3 separate regions of the Mus musculus genome follow, and regions 1 and 3 are each linked to region 2. A link is a loop called in an ENCODE intact Hi-C map of the cell type or tissue named here. Cell type or tissue: gastrocnemius. All regions are shown on one strand.

What was found. Peaks named below come from ENCODE experiments on the same cell type or tissue, not always from the same donor. Only the 100,000 strongest peaks of a DNase experiment are listed, where the experiment ranks them.
Region 1: it touches region 2 in a loop (2.6-fold over the local background); 8 of 42 quality-filtered maps call a loop at or near these places.
Region 3: a loop joins it to region 2, with 2.9 times the contacts of the local background. A loop is called at or near these places in 12 of 42 quality-filtered maps.

What each region holds. Positions count from the first base shown.
Region 1 is chr1:192,879,373-192,887,372 of GRCm38, forward strand. It overlaps a transcript of Syt14 not described here. Among named protein-coding and RNA genes, the nearest start is that of Sertad4, 28 kb to the left of the region's middle. In gastrocnemius, CTCF peaks have their summits at 953 and 3,430 (motif pointing left); no DNase peak of the experiment used is centred here.
Region 2 is chr1:192,781,306-192,789,305 of GRCm38, forward strand. Gm31078 (a long non-coding RNA gene) reads left to right here and starts at 396. Exons shown (of 3, transcript XR_373900.3): 1 at 396-426; 2 at 536-599; 3 at 3,839-5,791. In gastrocnemius, a CTCF peak has its summit at 3,248 (motif pointing right); a DNase peak (open chromatin) is centred at 3,290; H3K27ac peaks cover 2,636 bases.
Region 3 is chr1:192,850,816-192,858,815 of GRCm38, forward strand. Sertad4 (SERTA domain containing 4) reads right to left here and starts at 4,937. Exons shown (of 4, transcript NM_198247.2): 1 at 4,628-4,937; 2 at 137-328. The coding sequence starts at 311. Gm15867 (predicted gene 15867) reads left to right here and starts at 4,113. Exons shown (of 2, transcript NR_131748.1): 1 at 4,113-4,263; 2 at 5,200-6,041. In gastrocnemius, a CTCF peak has its summit at 4,307; DNase peaks (open chromatin) are centred at 1,024, 4,393, 4,881, 5,253 and 1 more place; H3K4me3 peaks cover 4,914 bases; H3K27ac peaks cover 4,465 bases.

The DNA of each region.
Region 1 (8,000 bases), 98 kb after region 2:
CAGTGTTTGGCCTTCAGTTCACGATGCTTCGTTTTGCAGGAGCCCAGGATTGTCAGAGGAGGAGACCAGCCTGGGAGGACCCGCCTAAAAAGGGGATTTACTTAGGCTCCCAGCTCCAGAGGTTTCAGATTATGACAGGTGGGGATGCTACTTTGAGTGCACTGAAGCAGAGCATCATGGTGCCAGCCAGGCAGTAAGGACAGAGGGAGAAGCTCTAGGTCCCAATGTCTCTACCAAACTCATGCCTCTAAAGACCTTCAACTTCAATAATTCTCAGTAGCACTAGCAACCAAGCTTCTAGTGGGCTGTTTAGGGGACTTTAAATCCTAAGTAGGGGGATCCAGTGAAGTGGAGGATTAGCACTGCATAGATCCAGACAGGAGCTCCTCAGCAGGTCCTAGAGTCAAACAAATGCCGTTTGGGATGCTCTGGGATGCATCTGTGAAGCTGCAGTCTGGAAAGTCCGTGTACATAAATTCTGAAGTGATTTTTGAGGAAAAACATCTAAGGCAACCTCGCAATATAATCTTGCATGGCCCATACACTCACACTCAGCTTGGAAGAACATGGCTCCTTTCTGCATGGAACACTCCTGCAGCTCTTTATGTGTAGAGGTTGTCTATTTATTTTTAAAGGTTTATTTATTTTATGTATATGAGTACACTGTGGCTGTCTTCAGACACACCAGAAGAGGTCATTGGATCCCATTACAGATGGTTGTGAGCCACCATGTGGTTCCTGAGAATTGAACTCAGAACCTCTAGACGGGCACTCAGTGCTCTTAACCGCTGAGCCATCTCTCCAGGCCAAGAGGGTATGTATTTGTAATGTGCTCTTTCCTAAGCAGTTGCCAGGCACATGAAGTCTGAGACCTGCCAACAGAAGATCCAAGCAGCTACAGTCTTTTCCTCAGCTCCTTAGCACCTGGTCCTCCCAGATACTTAAGACATGCTCTCTGTTGCCACTAGGGGCAACATCTAAATCAAGAAGAGATCAGAAAAACTTTACTGGGAGTACAGTGTGCTCGAAGTGGCAATAAGATAGCCATGACACCCATAGGCTTTAAGTAATGAAGGCTGAGAACTACTAGTTTGTCCAAGAGATTTCTCTTCCAAACCTAGGCATAGTTCCGTCTCTTAGGGTGCTTGCACTTTTTTCCCCCTTTTCTTGAGGACTGGCCTTTAACTCACATGTAGCAGAGCTCTTGATATTCCCACTTCCATCTCCCAAGTGCTGGGATTATGAGTGTGTACCACCTCCTGGTTTACTTTCTTTTTCGGTAAGCATTTCATTTCAAATTATGATTCCCCCACCTGACATCCTGAAATACAGACTGTGAGTCATGTATGATTTCAGAGGTTTTTCAAATATAATCCTTCACTTAATATCAACACTCTTGCATTCAGAGCTCCAATCAATCCAGTCTGGCAGGCATTGTATTTCAAAACTATCACACAAAGAAATTTCCCTTTCAAGACACTTCCCTCCACTGCTGTCAAAAAGAAGCCCATTTAGAGCAAAATCAAAATCAAGGGAGCAGAAATAAGTCTGCTGGGAAGAAAATGAGTGTTTTTGGGGAGAATGCAAAGATAATGAAAGCACTGGCTCAGAGTCAAGTGAAGACCAGAGCTCTCTGAGCGATGGACGGCGGCAGAACCAAGTGCACTTTGACCTCCGAGGCTTCCTGCAGCCTACTGACGACACGGATAATGTCAAAGGATTCTTGTCTTGCCAATGTTCTCAGTAACAGAGCAGTCAATCAAAGATTCACAAAGTCTCATAAGACTTTGAAAAGTGGTTCAATGCCTAAAGCAAGGAGAAGAGGCTCAGGAGCTGTGGAGGATGCCTGCTGAGGGGCCACATATAGCATGAGAGAGGGTTCGCTTGCCTGTTCTCTAAAAGCTTGTCCATGAACCTTTCTTGTGCTTCTATCTCCAAGTTGAACAATCAAATAACTGTTTTCTTTCTTCTGCCATGAGGGGAGAAAATACTTGGTGGTGGGAAAAACAGAAGGCCCTGGTTATAACCCATGGTCCTATCTGGAGGCAGCTGTTCCATGCATATCTGCCATACAAGTTTGCAAAATATTCTTTTAATATGTTTTAGAAGTTAATCCTGTAACTGTGACTGGCAATTTACCCACATGACAGCTACGTAAGGAGAAACACTGTAGCAAAGCACGCTGAGATTTCAGTAACGTGGGGATAATTGCTTATGAATCAACTTTGTTGTAACTCATTCTTCCTTTGCTTAGAAGTCAAGTGTCCTATTTGAGTGTAGTGCCCCAGGGTGTCTGAAGCTGCCTGACCACTTACCTCCTGGTGCTTGGGTGGCTTTCACTCCCTTAGCAAGCGCTCTTCTGTGTGCTTTCAACCAGTAACACTGATTATAGTTGACATTTCTATCTAGGTTTTCTTGTCCTTCCTGCTGTGAGAGGTAGGAAGCTGACAAGAGGGGGAAGCTCAGTAAGTAGAGATAAAGATGAGAACCACAGTAACAACAGCAACAAAGGTAATAAATGGAACTGTCTATTAAGTACCTCTCGGTTTCTTAAAAGTCTATGTTTGAAGCTGGGCATGGTGGTACATATCTGTAATTCCAGCCCCCAGGGGGCTGAGGCTGAAAGATGGCAAGTTTTAGGTCAATCTGGGCTACACAGACAGATTCTGCTCCTGCAGAGGACCTGAGGTCAGTTCCCAGCACAGTGTTCCAGTGGCTCACAGTTGTCTGTGATTCCAGCCCCAGAGGATCTGACTCCTTCTTCTGGCCTCTGTGAACACCTGCACACACATTGTCCACATACAGACAAGCAGATGTACCTATGTGTGAATGTGCATGGGCAAATGCATGCACACATATAAATACGATTAAGTTAAATTAGAGAGACCGTCTTTAAAAACATCAAGTCTCTACCTTTGGGATATAGAGTTTGGCAAAAGAGATCTTACTTGAGTGTCTCTTGGAAGTGTTATGTATATAATTAATGGTATACTCTGGTTAATTCATGAGAAGTGTGTGAGTTGATTTTCTTCACAGTGATGTTCAATCAAGCATGCTAGCATTAATAATTAACAGCATCAAGGTCTCATAAGATTGCTGGCAGGTGCTAGAGCACCGGAGAAACACTAATTTCTACCCTTGCTAGCAAATTTTAATCTTCTTCTTGATTGTGGTAATCTAAGCATTGTAACTGATAGCTAAAATAGACAATGCATTCAATTACATATATAATAATGTTTAAGGGGCTGGAAAGTAGAATTATATACCAATTCAAACAATATTTCAAGAGATGATTTATTCAAAACATTGTTAAAGAACTCTTTGGATGGCTGGAAGGGGGCTCCGCAGTTAGGAGCACTTAGTGGACTGGCAGAGAACCTAGGTTTAGTTCCCGAGGCATCCACATTTATCCCAGTTCCCCTGGGGGAACTAATGCCCTCTTATGGCCATTATGTGCACACACATGTATACATACATTAAAGTAGTTAACATTTAAGAACTCTTTAAGGATTTGCAAGCTTCTACCACTTCTTTCCCAATATCTCAGTCATAATCCCTGGGAATGGGTTAGTGGCTCTCAACCTTCTTTATGCTTTGACCATTTAATATACAGTTCCTCATGTTGTGGTGACCCTCAACCATAAAATTATTTTCATTACTTCTTCATGACTGTGATTTTGCTATGGTTATGAATCATGATGCAAATTCTTGTGTTTTCAGGTTGTCCCAGGCAACCCTGTGAAAAGGCCATTTAACCCCCAATGGGGTCATGACTCACAGGTTGAGAAGCCATTTTAATGGTTAGCTCATCAGTAATATGAAAAAATCTAGGCTTGTGAACAAGACACACATTAAAACTATAGGTTAGCTGGGTATGGTGGCACATGCCTTTGATCCCAACACTTGGAAGGCAAGGAAGACAGATCTCTATGAGTTCAGCCTAGTTTACAAAGAGAGTTCCAGGACAGTCAGGGATGTTACATAGAGAAACTCTGTCTTGAAAATTCAAGCCAACCAACCAACCAACCAACCAACCAACCAACCAACCAACCAACCACCACCACCACAACAACAACAAAAAACCCCAAACACCAAACCAAACTAATAGGTTACAACTAAATTAATAACCCTTAACAGTAATATGTGAGACTTCACTTCCCCATAACAGCTTTAAATGCCTACATTTCTGGGACTTGCACTTGGGGAGACCTTTGTGACTAGGTCAGTGGGCAGAGAATGGAAAAGAAACTCAGACTTATGTTGCTGGGATGAGGAATGTCCCACAGTTCTTTGGTTCTTCTGAGATACTTCTCTTAGAATGCAGGCACAAAGACAGTTTATACACAGGAGTACTACTGTTAGACTCCCTCTAGAACACCAGCATGACCTCCAAGGTGAGGGTACCTGCAGCACTGCAGCCTTAGAACATGTCTGGTCATGCCATGTCTAATGAGCGGCTGCTGGTTTTCTAGCCCTCTGCCCTGGGAAGCATGCACTCAGCAGTATGGAGCTGGAGCAGTTTGATACATGGAGACATTGCTCTGCTTAAAATAGCCCTAAAGCCCATAGCTCTTGCTTTGGGACTGAGCATGGGAGAAGTTGGAAGGGCCCTGAGCAGGCAATGGCTTAGTGGGACCCCAAGGACATTTTAGAGTCTAGTAGTGAGAGCTGGAAAGAAAATAAGGGACAGGTTACTTGACAATGGGGGCTGGGGCAAATCTTCATGGTGTACTGGTGTGGTATTGTTCCTAAAGTTAATGTTACATTGTTCAAAGCAGTCAGCGACCTGGGCCAGGAGATTTTCAGGCAGAATGCTGACTGGCTATGCGTAAGGGAAAGAATGGCTGGACACAAATATTATACTTCTTTTAACCCACAATCTCTCCAGATGGTCAAAAGTTGAAATGAAGCTGTGGAACTGTAGTAGCAGTGCCAGAAGCCAAGGGTATGACTGTAGATCTGTTAGGACCTCAGAGTCTTATCAGGGTACACAGTAACTCTTTTAGACATAACAAATGCACTAAAGATCTTAAGGAAGGCCTTCTATTAAACAGCAGGGAACCCAGACCTTTGGGTGGCCATGTTTCACAAGTGTCATGAGAGTTCCAGGCGGAACTCATTGTGAATGTGGTTTGTCTAATAAGTTAGGATAGAAATGAACAAACAAAAGTTCCTGTGGTTTTAAACAATTTGTAGCTTGGACCAAGAGGAACAAATAATAATAGGGAGAGATCAGTCCTTGCCTTTACCCTACAATTTGAACAGACAGAAAGTTGTATTGATATAGCTGTGCCACTACAAAGATGTACAGCACTATATAGAAAACACTGACTTCCTGGGTGGTAGTCTTTTTGAGCAGGGCCCACCCAGGTCACCCTCTATTTGCTTCATTCTTGCATATGAGCTATAGGTCAGCAAGCATGTAATTTGTCTCTCTGGATTACAGGACACTTCCCATGGGGTCTCCTCCATACTTGACTCTGACAGGAAATGCCATTATGGTCAGAGACCAGCATTCCTGAAAAGGGGCTTAGGTAGGTGCATTTTTGTGAGGATATGTGAATTGTGGCCAAGAGGGAGACTGGCAGGCAGTGTCAGTCAAACGGGCTGCAAGTTCTTATGCTGTGATTTGATTCTCCTCTCATGGTGACCCATGTAGGACCCTGAATGCCAGCAATGAACAATACCAGCTTGGTTTTCTGACTCTTGCTTTCTCCTCCCTCCACTACTAACTAGCCTCACCGTTGCATCTTGTGACTCAGAGGTCTTGTTTCCAGGGCTTCCTTCCTTCCAGTGTTCTTCTAATGCATCTAAAGTGAAGGGGTGGGAATAACAACATGGAGTTGTATCATGCTTCTATCTAGTTTAAAGCTCTTAAGGAGTTTTCTTTGGCCCATTGCTCATGCCAAGGACACGGCTCTATACACACTGTTCTTGGCTATCTCTACGGCACAATTTCTCATTCTTCCATTTTCAGTTGTTGATAAATGACTTCTGATAACCCATCGGTCAGTCTACCTCACATATTCATGCTTGTATTGAAATAATGTCTCATCTAAATTCTCTAGAAATGATGCCGCTCTCTCTAGGCAGCACTCTTGCCACAGACCCTTGCTTAAACAGCTTCTGTGTGCCCCTCCCAAAGAGAAGCCCCACACATCTGTAAGGAAGGAGTGCTGTTTACCAACTGCTAGCATAGAGCTGCTGACATTTTTCTTTGTTTGGTTTTCAAGACAATGAGACCACACATTTCATTTGGAAGGAAATGTATCTCATTTTTGTTTAAATACCAAAGCCAAAATATAGTTCCTAACACACAGGATATATTTAATAGTTATTTGTAAGACAGAAGCTCAAGCAAAAATACTTTTAAGCAATAATATTTCATTAAAAAGGCAAGTGATTAAAAGCAAACAAACATCAAAGAACAACCAAACAAACAAAAAACCCAAAACCTAGTGCTAGGGACCTCGGGAAATATAGCTCAGTGGTAGAGTATTTGTCTAGCACATGTAAGGCCCTGGGCTGGATCCCAGAACCACAGAAATAAACAAACCAAACAACAAGCAATCAAACAAAAACAAACAGAAATCAACCAAACAAAATACAGATATCATTAAATTGACAGCATAGATTGTCATTTTAAATGATTAAAGTCTTCAAAAGGCTAGAACTTTTTGGCTCTATCCAGTCAGTCAAAAATCAGGAGGAAAAATATTCATAGTGTGGGAAGGCAAAGGTGCCAACACCAGAGACTGAGGGCACCAGACTTCTTTGGAGAGCTAGAGGATGAGGGTCCAGAGCAGTAGGATGTGTGAAAGACACCGGTAATATACAGCGCAGATATACAAAAAGGATACACTGAAGATGAGTGTCCTTTCATCACTCATAAAAAGATGGAACTAAAAGCACATGGATACACACTAGGAAAGTACTAGGGAGTGTGTCCTGCCCACACACCTGATGTCCTAACTTCACACTGAGTCCAGTTGTATTTTCATATGAGAACAGACCTTGAAGGTTAAAGCATTCCTGAGCACCTTGGCTTCTGTTTCTACATAGCCAGAACTTGGATATTCTTACCCATACTTATGGAGGAACAACAAGCTAGGCATGGAGCTAGGCATGGAGGCTCAGGTGGAGATGGGTAGATCCTTGGGGTCTACTGGCAAACTGCCTAGCCTGCTTGCTTAGCTCTAGCTGTGAGGCCATCTCAAAATGCAGGAAAGAGTAGACAGCATCAGAGGACTGGTACCTGGGGTTTCCCTCTGGTTTACACACACACACACAAACACACACACACACACACACACACACACACACACACACACACACACACACACACATGCACACAGGTGCATGCATACCTGTACGTACGTGAATGCACACAGATACGCATGAAAGAATAACAAAAGCTGAACAAAAATGGAAATAAACTGTTATTTGGTTTGGAAGTTAAACAACAGGCTTATAAATAATACATGTGTCACACAAGCTTCAGGAAAAAAATATCTGAACCAATGAAAACTAAAACAGACATCAAAATCAGCAGGTTTGTGGGATGCAGTGAAGTAGTACTTGCAGGGAGAGTTATAGCTGTACTTGCATCAGGAGAGAGGGAAGCACCAACATCAGTTATAAAACCCCACCTTAGGAAGGATAAAGAACAACAATTTAAGCCTAAAGCAAACCAAAGAAAAATTAAGCTTAAATCAAAATCATTAAAATAAAGATGTCAACAGTAAATATCAACGAAATGAAAAAAAAAGTTGTATGAAAAATATGTAGCTAGGCTAGGGTGGAGGAAGAGGAGGGAATGGGAGAAAGGCAGCAGGCACTGATGTTAAAGGAACAGTGATGTAATAGCAACAGCTACTGTTTCTGAGGAATTGGGTCAATTCCTTTCATACACACATGACTAAAACTGGCACTAAGAAGTGGGTAATGGGAGCAATCCTGATGGACCAATACTGAGTAACAGCTCCCAGAAGAAAAGGCAT
Region 2 (8,000 bases):
AATGAAATTACATCTCTCAACACCAAAAGCTGTGACTCAAGCCTGGTGTGTTACTAATGAGACCTCTGGACCTGGCACTTGGAGATGCATGATTTCCACAGAACAGTTAGGACAATCCAGGCAGGAAATGAGGCAGGACAGTGTAGTCAGGAGATGCTGCTGTGTGGAGACTCTGGTGAGCAAAGCAGCAGGCATGACTAATGACAGCAGGCAAAGCCCAGAGTCTGGAGTGAAGGTCCAAAGGCTGCTGAGAAAGGAGTGCACAGAGCTATGCCTGAACCTGTAGGAGCCAGGGCATGTGGTGAAATGTGATGCCATGCTATGATGTCACATTGTGATGTCACACTGTGATGTCACATGGAGGCATCTCTCATGGTTGTGCTCACAGAAAGGAGGGTGGAATGGAAGGAAGAGATTCCCAGAAATGTATGTTTTACTAATGCTGGGATTTTTATTTCCCTTCTCCCAGCATTCCCTGTCTTGGGACACAGCACCTGAGACTTGTGAAAGCTTATCACCCTGTGGAAACTTTCAGGGTTCCTCAGGCTCTGTTTGGAAGGTTCTGTGGTGATGGATATTCTCAGCCACCCCTGTCTCAGGTGAGTCTTTTCCTTGTCCACAATTGATAAGGGTAGGGAATAGAAATTTGCTAGGCAGAAAAGTAGCAGGGACCCCAAAACAGAGCTGTCACACTCTTGTCCTTGGTAAGAAGTGGGAAATGTCCTAGGTTTTGCCTTGGGCAGAGACCAGAAATGACAGAAGGGGTATAAGCTCTGATGGTTTGTCTCACCTGTCCTAACTTCTACAGGAAGCTGAGCGTGGGGGGGGGGGATGGGGGAGATGAGGGGGGAGGTGGGGGTGGGGGGAGATAGGGAGTGGGAGGGAAATGGGGGGAGGGGGGATCCTTTCTGGTGACAGTTTGGAACTGGATCCCTAGGTTTTCATGGTTATGCTATTCTCCAGCTCCCACCTAGCTCTTAAATAAATGTAGAGACTCTTGAGGGCAAGTTTTACAGAGTCTGGGAGGCCACTGAGCATGGACATTCCAGCTCTGTTCAGGTCCACTAAGGAAAAGCAGTCAGAAGAACAGAAGCGTCCTTAGACCTGTTGCTATGATAACACATTATCCTCCATTGTCTCCTGCCTTAAGACTTAATTAAGGGACTGGAGAGATGGCTCAGTGGTTAAGAGCACTGACTGCTCTTTCAGAGGTCCTGAGTTCAATTCCCAGAGACCACATGGTGGCTCACAACCATCTGTAATGTGATCTGATGCCCTCTTCTGGTGTGTCTGAAGACAGTGACAGTGTGCTCATATAAATTAATTATATATATAATACATATATATGTGTGTATATATGTATATATATGTGTGTGTGTGTGTGTGTGTGTGTGTGTGTGTGTGTGTGTATGTGTGTGTGTGTGTGTGTGTGTATAATACTTAATTCAGGGATGGAGGTGGCAGTCTGAGGGACTTGCCACTAGACTTCACAACCTGAGTCCAACCCTCTGAGCATACATGGTAGAAGGAAAGACCAGCTGCACAGGCTGCCCTCTGACCTCCACTTGTGTGCTGTGGCACATGCACAGGTCACACACATACAAAATAAGTACATACATATAAAGTAATTTTTAAAGAGTTCATTCAACCAGGCCTTTGCCACACACTTGGTCAAGAGACCACCTCTTAGGAAGGCTAATTCACTTAAAGAAAGGCACACGACTGAGATGGAAGGAATAGTATCCCCTCAGTAAGGTAATACACTTTTTCTTTCCAGAACGCCACTCTTGGTGTGGTCACTTGCAGGGTTTCCACTGTGGATCCTAACTTAGAAAAGCACAGCCCAAGCCGGGAAGTAGTGGCACACGTCTTTAGTCCCAGCACTTGGGAGGCAGAGGCGGGGGATTTCTGAGTTCGAAGCCAGCCTGGTCTACAGAGTGAATTCCAGGACAGCCAGGGCTACACAGAGAAACCCTGTCAAAAAAAAAAGAAAAGAAAAGAAAAGAAAAGAAAAGAAAAGAAGGAAGGAAGGAAGGAAAAAAGAAAAGCACAGCCCTGTCCTTCCTTTCTACCTCTTTTTTCTTGTGAATTCTAACCAAAGCCTAGCTTATGCTGTGCCCGATGGGCTGGGATTCCTCACTCTTTGAAACTACCCACCCTGCTTCCGCCGTGTGGCTTGCTCTCTCCTCCATCTTCCTCCTCTGGAAGCTCCCTGTCCTATAGGTTTTCTATCAAAACACTGGGAGGGGGGGAAATCCCAATTTCCCCAGTAATGCAATCGCACCAGTTCACAGTTGTATCCGCAGAAGTAAGGGTCCTTCTAGAGGGGTTCTGGGGGCTTGAGGCTTGGGACAGGGGCTTGGTGGGTAGAGCAGAAACAGGTGGGTAGGATTAGAAGCAGAAAGAATATATTAGAAGATAGAAAAGGGAATAGGGTGTAACACAAAAATATTTTTAGTAGCTTTTCCTGATGCTGTGCATGGGGTATAGGCTTTCCAGCATGACACCGCCTAACTTGGGCTTTCGCACCCATGCACTGTGTGTGATACACGGGGCTCTACACACTCTTTCTTGAAGTCTCATTAACATTTTAAGACTACACCCAGAGGTAGAATGTGTGCCTAGTCCCCCCCTTTAGATGCTGTGGGGTTCCTGTGAGTCTGTAGGGTGCCTGGTCAAGCTACTGCAGTCAGTTCTATTCAGCCTGCTGGGGATGGAGGGACAGGCCCAGTCGTGCTCTTTGCCAGTGAGTTTTTCTCATGGAAATTTTGCAGCCTTCGTGAGGTGCTGTGAATCTCACCTGCCTCCCACTCTCCCGCTGCTCCAATCTCCCACTGCCCCACTCTCCCGCCTCCCCATTCTCCCGCCTCCCCACTCTCCCACCTCCCCACTCTCCCTCTTCCCCATTCTCCTGCCCTGTTAAAGTGTCTTTCTACATAAGGACTTGGAGGGAGAGATCCGAACTGAGACAAAGCGTGTTTGATAAATAAATCTCACAGATCCTGATATTTCCAGAGAAACAAGGACTCTGCCCACCTTGGCTCTCACTCCTGCCCTCACATCCCACCTGGGGCAGCTCTGGAAAAGAAGCTGTGACATCACTTCCTTCCGGTGATTCTGGGTTGTCCAGCTTTACTCTGGGAAGCCTTTGGCACAGACTTCTATGAAGATCTAAGAGGGAGCTGGCCACATGCTAAGTCACCCTTACTTTCCCTGCCTTCAACAGCTCTTGGAAGCAGATGGGCCTTGCTGAGATAAAGAGGCACCACTAGGTGGCTGCCCGAGACCTTGCTGAGCTGGTGGTTCTGATCAGGCTTTCTTAGGCAGGGGGTGTGTGTGTGTGTGTGTGTGTGTGTGTGTGTGTGTGTGTGTATGCGTGTTTGTGTGTATGAGTGTGTGTGTGTGTGTGGCTGTGTATGGATCTGCGAGTGTGCATGAGTGTATATGTGTTTGCATGTGTGTGGGTGAGTGTTTGTATACACATTTTTGGCAGGGAGCTGTCCTGTAGAGAGAATGAGGATAGTGAAGTCAGAGGTCTGTATGAATATGATCAAAATAGATTATATCCAAAATAAAAATGTCATAATTAAGTCTATTATTTTATCGAATTAATGTACACTGAAAAAAAAAGGGAAGGAAAGAAATGAAGCCAAAATGCCTGAATTCACCAAGCAGGTTAATGTAGTGTCAGAGGGTCTTTCTAAGCCCTGGGGGGTGGAGGGAACACAGGGCACTGAGAAGCAGCATCCCTTGGTGGTAGTCATTGTTTTAGCTCATTAGATAGTTAGTTGTTAGCAAAGAAACTGAAGTGCTAGTCTGCTCTCATCCCGGCTACTAGAAATGAATCAGGAACACGGATGCTGCTGGAAACCCGAACTCCGCTAAGAAGCTGACTCAACTTCATTTTCATTCACAATCAGAAGCGTAATGAGCGCTTCATCACGCCACACCCGGGTGAGGGGCTGAGGACGCAGCTGTGAGCCACAGTCACAAGACCCCACTGCTCTCACAGAACTGGTATTTTAGATAAATTGATATTCACAGAGAAAAAAAAATTGTACAACTTTTCCATTGGGAACTCGATCTGTGTTTCCATGGCAACGCTCTTCCTTTTGCCCAGCCCTCACATGTAGAAGTGTGGGGTAATAAGATCGGCTTTATCCACCACAATTAGATGTCGCACAGGTTTCCTGGAGTGGGGCTATAATGGTTTACAAGACTTTCCACCTCTGGCCCACTTTCCTCTTGGTCATGGGGAACCTGGACATAGCATCTGGGGTGTGGGCCGCTCCTGAGGCAGAGAGCCCAGTGAACACACTGAAGGCTTAACTACACCACTGGGAAATACGAGGGAAAACTGTCCCAAACCCAGAACTCTAAGACTGTGGAAACGCTCAGAAATGAAAGGTGTGGCTTTCCTAAGCATTGCCAGCTTTCTCTCCTTCTCAAGCCAAGTCAAACATGATACAATGTAGCTGACTTTCAGACTTCCCACAGGAGGAAGTATACATTCTAAACCCAAGTGTGGAAATCACACTTGGGTCTGGAAGATGTCTAGTTTGAGCTGCAGGAAGTTAAATGCAGCTGGTCCCCTCAGGCTTACTCGTGAGCACATTGAAGAACCAGCTAGGAGACAGGCTGTGTGGAACTGCAGGACGTCGTACTTTACAAGGGGCTGGGGATCTCTGCAAAAGAGCCTGCCCAACTCCCAAAGCCCGGACAGACACAACCCTGGACACAACCTAATAGTGTCAGTTTCATCTGCTTCTGCGGTGTTAGAGAAGTGTTTCTTGCCTTCTTTGTTTGGGTTTTCTAGATTTCCCCTGACCTGTGCTGAATCCATGGTGCTAAGTACTACATATAGGAGGGGAAAAAATGTGACAGAGCCTGTCTGCAAAAGGGGTCAGTGTAGGTGTGATTGTTAAGGATTTCAAGACTGAATCATTCTTGATCATAGTGGGGTCTGAATTCAACAAGAAAGGAATAGAAGAAAGGTGGGGGTGAAAAGGGAGGAGAGAGGAGACAGAGAAACACATTCTCTGTGTTTGAGACAGATTGGATGATTCATCCACAAGCCATGAATTGAAGTGTGGGATGGACTTCCCCTCTGACTTTGTGCTTCTTGCCTCCAGAACTCTGAAAGTGTGCATTTCTGTTAGGCTAATGGGTGTGTAGCACTGTGCTATGTCACTAGAGGAAACTCAGAGACCTGCTTTCCTCAATTCTTGTTCTCTGGCTTTGGTCCTTCCTCGCCTGTGTGACAGGGTCACATCAGGTGTGGGAGAGCAGTGCTGTTGGGAAAGCATTTTCTCAACGATGACCTTCTCAGGAGACCCAGCCTCTAACTGAAGCTACCTCTGAGACACCCTCAGGAACAGCCTCTCAGATGCACTACAGCTGTCTTCAGGAGGACCCAAAATGAGACTGTATAGGAACAGAACACAGGGTTCCTCCACCCTTGGCCAGAGTGTGACACTTTTACTGGAGCCCTGTTCTTTCTGTAAAAGGAGAGGCTGTGTCTCTGTGAGTGCCCTTTGTAAGTGACTTTACATGGTATTGGGTGTCAGTGCCCTTTGTAAGTGACTTTACATGGTATTGGGTGTCAGTGCCCTTTGTAAGTAAGTGACTTTACATGGTCCTGGGTGAATTTAAAAGAGAAATGGAATTTAAAGCAATAGTTTGAGCAAACCTTGTACACTGTAGCACTCTTAAGGATATTTTGCTTTCTGTGTGGTTGTTGGCGAGTGTCCATAACAGGAAACAGAGCCATACTTTCAGGAGGCTTTCTCTGTGTTTGTCGATGCCATAGAAATCAACACACAACTTTAATTTGTTCCCCAAATGAAGGAGTAATAAAATTTTTAAAAACACTCAGGACAAGTCAGAGTGTCTGTGAGAGCCAAGAAACAGACTTAGTGTGTGTGTGTGTGTGTGTGTGTGTGTGTGTGTGTGTATTTCTTCACAGTTTTCCAAAAATCCTAGTCGGGACTGTAGATGGCCTTGGGTAACACATTCATCCCAGCAGTCTAAGAGAGCAACACATTACTGAAAGTATTTCCCACCCTAAGGGCTTCTCTCCATCAAAGCTGATGGCACCCACAAGGCTAGGCTCCAAGCTGTGGTTTTTAAGGAGCTGGGGTGGGCTAGGGAGATGCTCAGTCAATAAAGTGCTTGCTGAACAAGCATGGGGACCCGGGTTTGGATTGCCAGTGCCCAGGTAAAAAGCTGGACCCAGCAGCATGTGCCTGTAACCCAGAACTGGAGAGGCAGAGACAGGAGGGTCCCAAGGGCCTGTTGCCCAGCTATTCTAGCTGAACCCTGAGTCCCAGGCCAATGAGAAAGAAATAAAGGGGAGGGTGGCTGAGGAAGACACTGCCCACTGGCGGCCCTGGTGCCACGGCAAGAGACTATAAAGTAGTGCTCTAGGAAAATTACAGCAAGCAGCTGGTATCAAGCATAGCTGGAGCAATGCTATCTGATGCTTGGAATCCACGTGGTAGGAGGCAAGAACTGACTCCGCAAAAGTTGTCTTCCGGCCTCTACATGTGTGCATATGTACACATGCACACACATACACAATAATGTAGTTTTTAGTGAAAATAACTCCCTCTGGGAGTCCAGACCTGCACATGCTGGGGTCCCACACTATGACTTAAAGAATTTAGGTGTTTCGTTAGGGTTGGAATCCCATGTCATCTACAAAGCTGCCTTTTTCAAATTGTGCTGTGTTGCCAAGGGGTTCTTAGGACAACCCCAGGGAACTGGCTCAACCATATAGCCACTGCCTCTTCTCTCTGAGATCTCAGGCCTCCAACACCTATTTATTTGTAATTGAATCTGACCAAAAGAGAATTTGAAGCTATAACAACTTTTTTATTAATAATAATATCAAAATAAGTAAGTGACTTATTTCTAAAATCTCCTGAATACAACAAAGCTATCAGAATAGCAAAGTGTCTGTTGGGAGGGCTGTTTTATTTCTTTTGCATGTGCCGGAAATGAACAAACACAAATCTTGATGTAGGACGTTTATATTGATTCTATCTATGGGAAATAAACAAAGTGGTGGAAGACCACACAATTCAAAGTTATTGTTGATGGTGTGGATCCGCTTAACAGCTGCTGACTAATTTTCCATAGCAAGGAAACAATGGCCAGCTCATGAATTATGTTTCTGCAAGCATTTTGATCAGTAAAAATTATTAGTGATTCAAAGAGAAGGAGTTTTGAAAGATTAAATTTCGTTCGTAAGTAACAAGCCATTGGCAGTTGAATGTCACTAACCTGACATCACACAAGTGCACAGCTACTAGTGTTATCACCCTGGCAGAAGGACTTAATGAAAGAAACACGCAGAAGTGTGGCTATAGTCTGTGTCTCTTGTGAGTGGGTGGACCATTTGTGTAACTGCATTTAACCAGACCAGCCTGCTCTGGGGCCAAGCATTCTTTTGCAGGTCTCAAAGTTAGCCAGAGCAACACCTTTGAAAAAGGCCTTGTTGTAAATCTCTCAAATCCTCTCTGACTTGAGCTAAGCCGCTGGAAGGCAGAGGGGGCAGGGTCTTCTAGAATGATCTAGAATGATCTAGAATGTGATCTTCTAGAATGTTCTTGGGAACTTTTTACTTTGAAGATTTCGAAGACAGATACAGTTTTCTGAAAGCCTCCTCACTTGATAAGATTTCTTTGTTTTGTTTAGCACAGGTCAAGGCCATTAGGAATTATTCCAAAAAGGGGCTAGCATTATCAGAATTCCAGATGAGAGCCAGTTGTTCTAGAGGCTTGGGGGAAGGGCTACTATGAATCAGAGCATCTGGGCCAGACACAGCCCTTCCCCAAGCGACCACAGACAAGTCCAAGGGACACGCCGTCTGTTTCCAAGCCCGAAAAGCTATCCAGGAGGGTCTGAGCAGAAGAGGCCAAGAGGGAATTGGGTTTCATGAGCTCTTGGCAGCCACAGTGCTGGCTGTTAGGGGTAGACTGAACCGCTAACAGGAACCA
Region 3 (8,000 bases), 70 kb after region 2:
CTTTTGCTATCTACTTCAGTCCCTTTAAAAATGCTGTTCCCGGACATCCACAGTGGTAACCACAGGCTTTCCCAAGGAGCCCAGCCCCAGGGTCCGACTAGACACTGCCTCCTAAGGAGAAGGCCAAAGGCCATACCTGCCAGGTGTGAGCTGGCTCCCCGGTCTCCCTGAGAAGGAACTGGAGCTGGCCCTGGGGGGCTCGCACCTCCGTAGCTGTCAGCCTCCCATAGTGTTTGGTACCCGGCAATCTCAGCAGCTCCTTCTGAGACAATGGGCTCGCAGAATCTATTCATGGACAGAACCAGCGTCATCTCTAACAGCCTTAGATCTGGGGTGGAAAAGAGGGGAGGGGGAGGGGGGATAGATAAAGAGCTCTGATTAGGAGCCAGCCTGAGGATGGTCTCAGCATCTTCCTGTGCTTGAAGAAACTTTTACTTCCTCCCCACCCCCCATCCCCCAACCATCTGATTATTTTTCCAAGGAAACCTTAGCAAGCTCTTGATGCTGTTAGCTTAGCCACTGAGATCAGCAGCTCTGCATTTCAGGGCGGATCTTTAGAGCCCACTCTCCTTATTGTTCTCAGATCCCCTCAGCCTCTCTCAGACAGCTGCTCTGCCTCCCAAATACAGTTTTCTCCCGACCTTTAAAATGTACCCCTAAGAGGAAGGGCCAGAACCCTCAGCCTCCCTTCTACTAATAAGGTGAAATCAATTTTCTATTCAAGCCCCTAGGAGACCCCTTTGATGAGATCTGCTAATCAATTGGGGGAGGGGGTGGAAGTCCCTAGGGTCCTCCCAACACTTGGTGAGTTTAAGTCTCTTCCCCAGCTTTCTCCTCTCTTCCCAGTTCCTCCTCTACACTCAGGATCTTCCCCTACTCTCTCCTCCCAGGGTGAGGCTGACAGACACTCGGTAGTTGTTTCCACAGCCCTGATCGGCCTGAACTGGATCTGCCTCCAGTCAAAACACTGCGAGATGAAGACAGAAAATTGGCTCCAGTTTCCAGCCGTGAGTTGCAGTCCCACAGGAGCCAAGCACAACATCAACCAAGCAGCAGAATATTAAACAGGAGCCAGGGCTCCGGGCAGACACAGCCAGCAACTCTTTAAACTGCAAAGCCAGATGCATGGCAGGAACTTTCCAAGAGTCAACACAGCCCTCTCTGGTTCCCAGCCCTGACCTCAGGACTGCAGGGAGCAGCCTAGCCTCTGCCACTCGTGATGCACCCAGACCCTGATCCTGTCAAATCCAGGCTATGGGGATATGTTGGCCCTCAAGATATTGTCAAGAGTATGTTTCAGGTAGATAAGAGCCAGGTAGGACAGCAGGAAAATCCTGGGGCCACAGGCCAGAGTGAAGACCTGGCTGGCACCTCTGGTTCCTGGTTTCTGTAGGACATCCAGACCCACAAGACCCATTTGTGTTTTAAGAACCTGTCAATGAAATGCTATCTGGCTTGCTTGCTCAAGATGGATTTTCCTTGTGCTATAGCAAGGGCCCAGTTCATTCTTTTGCCTTCTGGCTAGGGCAAGGATAAGCTTATCACTGTCTCATGGAGAGTACTGTTCCCTACATGTTAGGACATCAGTGCACACCCAGGGGAAAGGGAGGAATGTAGCTTCAATAAGGTGGCAAGATCCTCTGGCTACCAGAGCAGCCACTGACAGCTGACTGTCTTTCACCAGGTGGCTGTGTTCTGGGATTCAGCTGAAGCCCTGCAGAGGACAGAGACAGGGCAGGGTCGCCAATGTGTGGATAGAATCAGGACATAGCTGACTTGGTCCTTGGAGACTGCATATCCATTTTTCTCTCCAAAGAGATGTCAGAAATGGCTTAGGGAAAAAGGATGTGTGTGTGTGTGTGTGTGTGTGTGTGTGTGTGTGTGTGCATGCCGTGAGTCTGTGCATGCTGTTTGTCTGTGCATGTGTGTGTGCATGCTGTGAGCCTGTGGATGTGTGTGCATGTGTATGTGTATGTATGTGATCTGGCTCCCTAGTCTCCCTGAGAAGGAACCTGTGTTGGCCCAGGGGACTCACACCTCCGTATCTGTCAGCCTCCCAATAATACAATAAATCTCTATCCAGAAATGCTGGGAGATGTCATTTATTTCACTCTTCCAGTCATCAACAAAGAAATTTTGTCTCCATCAGTTTAACAAATTCAGCGAGCCCTTTGGTCTCTTCTTGTCAAACTCTGCATCCAAGCAAAGAGTCCAGTTTCTTAACCTAGTCTAAAAGACACCTGTATCCAGAAATGCCAAAGCTGGAGACAGACCACGGCCCTTTCTGACTGACACTCACTTCTTAGGTGGATTCTGGAAAGAAGATCCAAGCCTTTGCCAGGTGGACCGCTTACTATGTATAAACAAAAGAGGGTTTACAAACCCACACCCCTAAAGAAAGAGAAGCACCTCCAGGCTCCTGCCGGCAATTACCTTGCTTAATAGGACATTAACGGGCCCTGGGCTGCTCTGCCCTACTCTGTTTGTTTATGTTCTAATGACTTGGGGAGCAGCTTTTCTGTTGTTAAGACTCTCAGGGCTTCTATTTGTAAGCATTGTTTACAACAGATGAAATTCCATCATTATGCATTTGAACTTGAAACGTGGCGGGATAGTTTTTAGTGTGGTTGTTTCTTTTGTTTATAACATCTAATTTCTTCAAGTTTTTCTTTTTCAGGTTGAAAACTGCTACATGCAAGATCTTAATGGGAGAGGCAGGGTTCTGCAAGTGATTTATTTAAGCTGGAATAAACCATGAATGAGCTGGAACTACTTGGGAGGGGGGAGGAGAATCTGCAATTGAGCCTTCCTGGTCTATTTGGAACTCACACTGTTGTTAACCAATTAGGGAGGCAAGTGTGGTCTTCTTGAGACGCTGGACTATTTACAGCACCCATGTTTAGCATGGATCCTCTGTTATGGAGTCCAGGAATCCAAGTTCACAAATTTATACTGTTAATATGGAAAACAGCCACAATGATGTATACTACGGAGATCTTGTTGTTTTAGTATCAGAAATTAGTTAAAACGGAGAGCGTTAGCACCCAAGCTTGTGGCCCTCAGGCTCCTGTGAGACTGTTTGGTCACTGAGGTGATAGTGTGGAATGGCCCCTCCAGCACCCTCTCAAGGCTAAGTGTGAGAGTTTTCACTGAGTGCTCTTCAGAGTGCATTTCTATACAATTTGGTTTTCCTGAATGAAGCCATTCTGGCTGCTATGGCTCAGGGTGCCGGGAATCTAACAGGGGCTACTGGACATAAAGCAGCACGACAGAAGGAGTATCCTTCTTCCTCCTGACATTGGGAATTGCAGAGCATTTTATATAAGGTGCCTCTAAGCTGCTGGAAGACAGAGTCCAACCCTGGACTGCATGGGGTGACCGCTGCAATCCAGAGAACTGCAGTGTTCTGTCCTGGAGAGCCAAATGACTTCCCCACCCACGGTCTCCAGGCGGTCCCAGGCAGAAGCTCAACAGTTTGGCTGGTTCAACCAATGGTGGAGGGAGGGGCTGGGTGGGAAGAACAAAACCCTTCAACGCTCCAAACCTGACAGGTGTCGGGTTTTTTTTTGTTTTGTTTTTTTTTCAGGTCCTTGTGGTGCCCCGGGAAGTGCAATGGCCAGCTGCAGTCCCAGGAGGCTAAGAGTTCTCTGTCGGTGTTGGGGGTTGGGAATGCAGGTGTGTGTGTGTGGGGGGGGGGACGGACACGACTAAGGAGGTCAGAGGTTTCCCACTGGGAGCTTTGGGGTTAGCATTCTCAGTCCAGGCCCTAGGAGGGGTACAGGGGTGTGACGGGTCCCTTATCCAGGGTCTCAAACAGACGCACCCTGGAGACTGGTATCACTGCCCTTAAGCCCTTTTCTGGACCGAGGGCACCGTCCGGCTAGCCGCTGGCCGCAGGGAAAAGTAAACAGCCCAAGTGTCTGGGAACAAAGGCAAGTTGTCTTCCAAGGTGCTGGAGCCCAGTGCCTCTCCTGAAGAATAAGGGCTATCATTATTCGCTCTTTCTAAAAACCAAGTTTCCTTCTATGGGAAATACACGCCAAGGTGGGATTCCAAGGCTATGACTCACAGCGGCTGGCGGGGCCACACTCCAGCCCGCAGCTGCCCTGGTCCTTCGCCGAGCTGCTGCCGCCCGCGCGGTACGCGCCGCTGGAGCTAGGGGTGGACCTTGGTGCCCCGCTCCTGCGGCCCGGCACTCGGGAAAGTTGCGGGGCCGAGGAGACTGCTAGAGGCGGGGGCGTGGGCCTGGCAGCCCGCGGGGAGGTGAGCCGAGGACAGCGCCGCCCGCAGCCAGGAGCAGGGGCGGGCGCGGAGGTGGCGGGGGACACAAGGTGTCAGCTCCGGCAGCGGCGCCTTGTTCCGCGGAACGCGCATCCCTGCGCCCCGCAGGCCCTCCTCCCTACCCTCTTGGCCCCAGGCCGACCCTCCTGCTACCCGGGGAAACCCGACTCGCCGCCACGGGGTCTTCGCCCACCGCCCGGGTCGCCTCGTGCGCGCCGCAGCTCCCGGGAAGGGCGCGCGACCCCGGAGAGCGCGCGCCGCCCCCGCGCCCCGCTGTGTCCAGCTGCGCCCTAGCCCCACGCGCGACCCTCCCCGCCCCCGCGCGCCCTGGGGTCACGGCTCTTACCGCGCGCCCCGCGCTCCAGCCGCCGCCGTCCTCCGCGCGGCCGCCGCTGCCCACGCGCCTCCCGGGCCCAGTCGGCGTGGCCGGGTACGCGGCGGCCGAGGTCCCCGCAGGTCCCGCCGCCGCCGCCGCAGACGGTTATGGAAATGAGCCGATGTGTCTGGCGAGGAGCGCGAGAAACCCGTCAATCCTGTTTGCCATTTCCCCGCGGATTTCCGAGCCTGGCTCTGCTGGATGCCCCCGGGGCGAGAGGGAACCTGACAAGCGCGCTCCCCGCCTCCCTCCGCTCTGCCAGATCGCGGGGCGCCGCGCCCCCGCCCGCCCTGCCTCCGCCCCCGCTCCGCCTCCGCCCTCGGGGCCGCGCGGGCCGCTCCCGCCCGCAGCCCGGACCCCACGCGCGCAGCCCGCGGGAGGCAGGGGCTGCAACGCACGAAGCGTTCATCGCAACCTGCCCAGACGTCTTGTCTATTTTTTAGATTTTGCTTTAGTTTTCTTATTGTGTGTGCGTGTGATTTGAAAAAAAAAATCTGTGCCTTTCCCACCCCTTACTAAAGACTTTCTTCCCCTCTGTACAGCACACGGAGATGAGAAACAGATGTCAGAGCTGGACTGAGCCTTTGCGCTCCCCCGCCCGCTCGATCCCTTCCCCAGCAGCCTGGGTGTAACAAGGCAGCACTCATCCTGCGGCCACGTGAACTGGCAGCTACTGGGTGCGGATCCCCGTGGGGGAAACCTACAAGAAAAACAAACAGACAAACAAACAAAAACTAATAAAGAAGCTTGCCCTTGGTGGAAAGGCTGTGACAGGAGCTCAAGTCATTTTATTTTATAAATAGTGATTTCCCCCCCCTCTTCTTGTAGTGGATTCTATTGGAGTTAGTTTTTGTGTGGATTTTTATTGTTTTGTTTTTGAGACTGGGTCTCACTGTGTAGACCAGGCTGGACTTGAACTTTTAGAGATCCGTATGTCTCTGTCTACCAAGTGCCACCAAGCATGGCTGGGTTTTTCTTTAAAAGCAAAACAAACAAACCGCAAACACATTGATTCATAACTGCTGTCTGGGTCCCTCTGTCATGAAGAGGTCACTTCTGGTGCAAAGAAGGAAGAGGTTTAGAGAGGTAGACCGTAACAAAGCGCGGGTGGGGGAAGGGAGGCACCTGTGCAAAGTGTTAAGAACTGCTACTATGCCAGATGCGCTGAATGTGACACAGTTCTTTATAGCAGTGATCCTCCCGCCTGCAAGATCCAGGCCTCTGACTGCCTGGTCGCTGCGAATCCAGGAGGCGCACAGACTGCAAACCAGGGGGAGAGGATCAGCGCCTGCAGATTGAGCTCCATCTGATTTGCATGTTTATTTCCTAGAATTGTAATTAAATTTGTGTAATAAATGTTTTCCATTTCATTTGTACACTCAAAATTTGGGTGACTGACATGCAGCTAAGTGAATTTCCTTTTTTTTATTTTATGAAGTAAATGTGCCTTATTCAATAAAGTAGCAAATATTAACCATCGTCAGGACTAATCTATTTAGAAAGTGTTTCTATTGAACTCTGTGCATCAAAGACACAAAAATTCTTAGGGTATCAGGACACCAAGAGAACAATGCTGAAAACAGGAGGCCGTGGCCAGCATATTTCAGTTTTTCCAAAAGACAGTCCAGGGTTGCACGCCTGAGATTGGGCTTTCTTGGGTTCATTCCAAACCATGTTAAATTGCCCTGACTCATGCCAAGATGGGCATTAGATGATGATTTCGGAATTTTCGAGATAATTTTTTTCTTCAGTCCATGAGAGTCCCACGTCCAGGTTGAGGGTAGAGTCTACTCTTCACTGGAGGGAGGAGGCACAACTGCTTTAAAGCAGTGCAGTTTGGGGAATCCAAATTCTAACCTAAAACTGTTTATCCTGTAGCTCAAATAAAGAACTAAATGTGGGGCTCGGAGGCATGGCTTATTATTGTTTTTATCTCCCCATATTAAAGTTTCATAGCATTTAAAGGGCTATGGGGAATCCACACACACACTTAGCTGTGTCAAAATACATAAAACCAAAAGGAGCAAATTAAGCATAAAATTGAGAAATAACATGAGACTAAGATCCAGCACAAGCTGCTTTTGCTTCTTTAGAGCTTTATCTCTAAAACCCAGCCTTCTGGGGAAACTCCATAGCACCCTGGGGTGCCTACAAACCAAATTTCTGCATTTAAACCCTGTACCCTTGCAACTATGCATATGAACTTGACCCTGTTTCACTGGCAGCTTTCCTGACTCACTTTTAATGCCAGGGTTACTGTCCCTTAGTGCCCACCTGCTCACAGCTGAACAAGCATGCTACCGCAAAAGGCAGTCACGTGCCTACGGAAAGCGAAACATTATTTAAAAATGTAAGTTGTGGCTATGACATAAGAACCACAAATCAATAGTGAAGTGTTTGGAATGAGTGAATGCGATTTACAAACAACAGCCAACTGAGTACTATGATGTCATCATTTTGGGATATGTGTGAACTTGCAAGAAAAAAATGCTTGGGTATAAAACTTAAAATACGTTGAGCTGCAATTGAAAGCCGCAATTGTTCTTCAGTGTTTACACTGAAGTGCCAGTCTGAGAGTGTCCTGACTGACACAGTACCCAACAGATTCTAGTGCTGGGGCCACACTCCTCTCTCTAGCATGGATTCCCACTGCTCAGAGACGTGTCCCAAGTTCCTACCTCAGAAGTGTGTAAAGTGCCTTCACAGAACTCTGCCACTTCCAGGCAAAGCTGCCCTGGAAGCAGTCTCCCTACTTTCTCATTCACATGTGAGAACTGAACTAGATACTAGATAATGAGGTGTGCAAGAGATGAGCAGGACACCAACCCAGACTTATGAATTCACCAGTACGGTGAGCAGTAGAAGAGTGGAGAATGCTGGGACGAGTTAGTCATCTGGGCATGGTAGGTGTGTCAGCTAATGGACTAGTAAGCACTCAGGTTTTACCCGTGAGTATGTGAAAGTAGGCAATAGATGAAACCAGATCATACTGTGTACTGAAAGCAATGGGCATCTTCAAGGGTCTGTGCTGGGGAACCACATGAGGAAACTAAACTTTAGGGCAAGCCATGTCCAGGGGACAATGTTTTTGAAACACTCAGCTGCTTTCTCAGCAGTACAGAAAGAAAGACTGTGGGTATTCATTAGAGTTGTGGCCTCAGAAGAGAGAGGAGATGAAGAAAGGGATAAGAATCATGAACATTCTCCTGTCTGCTGAGGTTGGAGGCTGAGAATGTAATGAGTCAACTAAAATATTTTCAGTGAATTGGAGAAATACGTAGGTCAGCTCTGTAGAGACTCCAGCAAACATGTTTATTCAGAGTTGAAAATGACACTTTGGGTT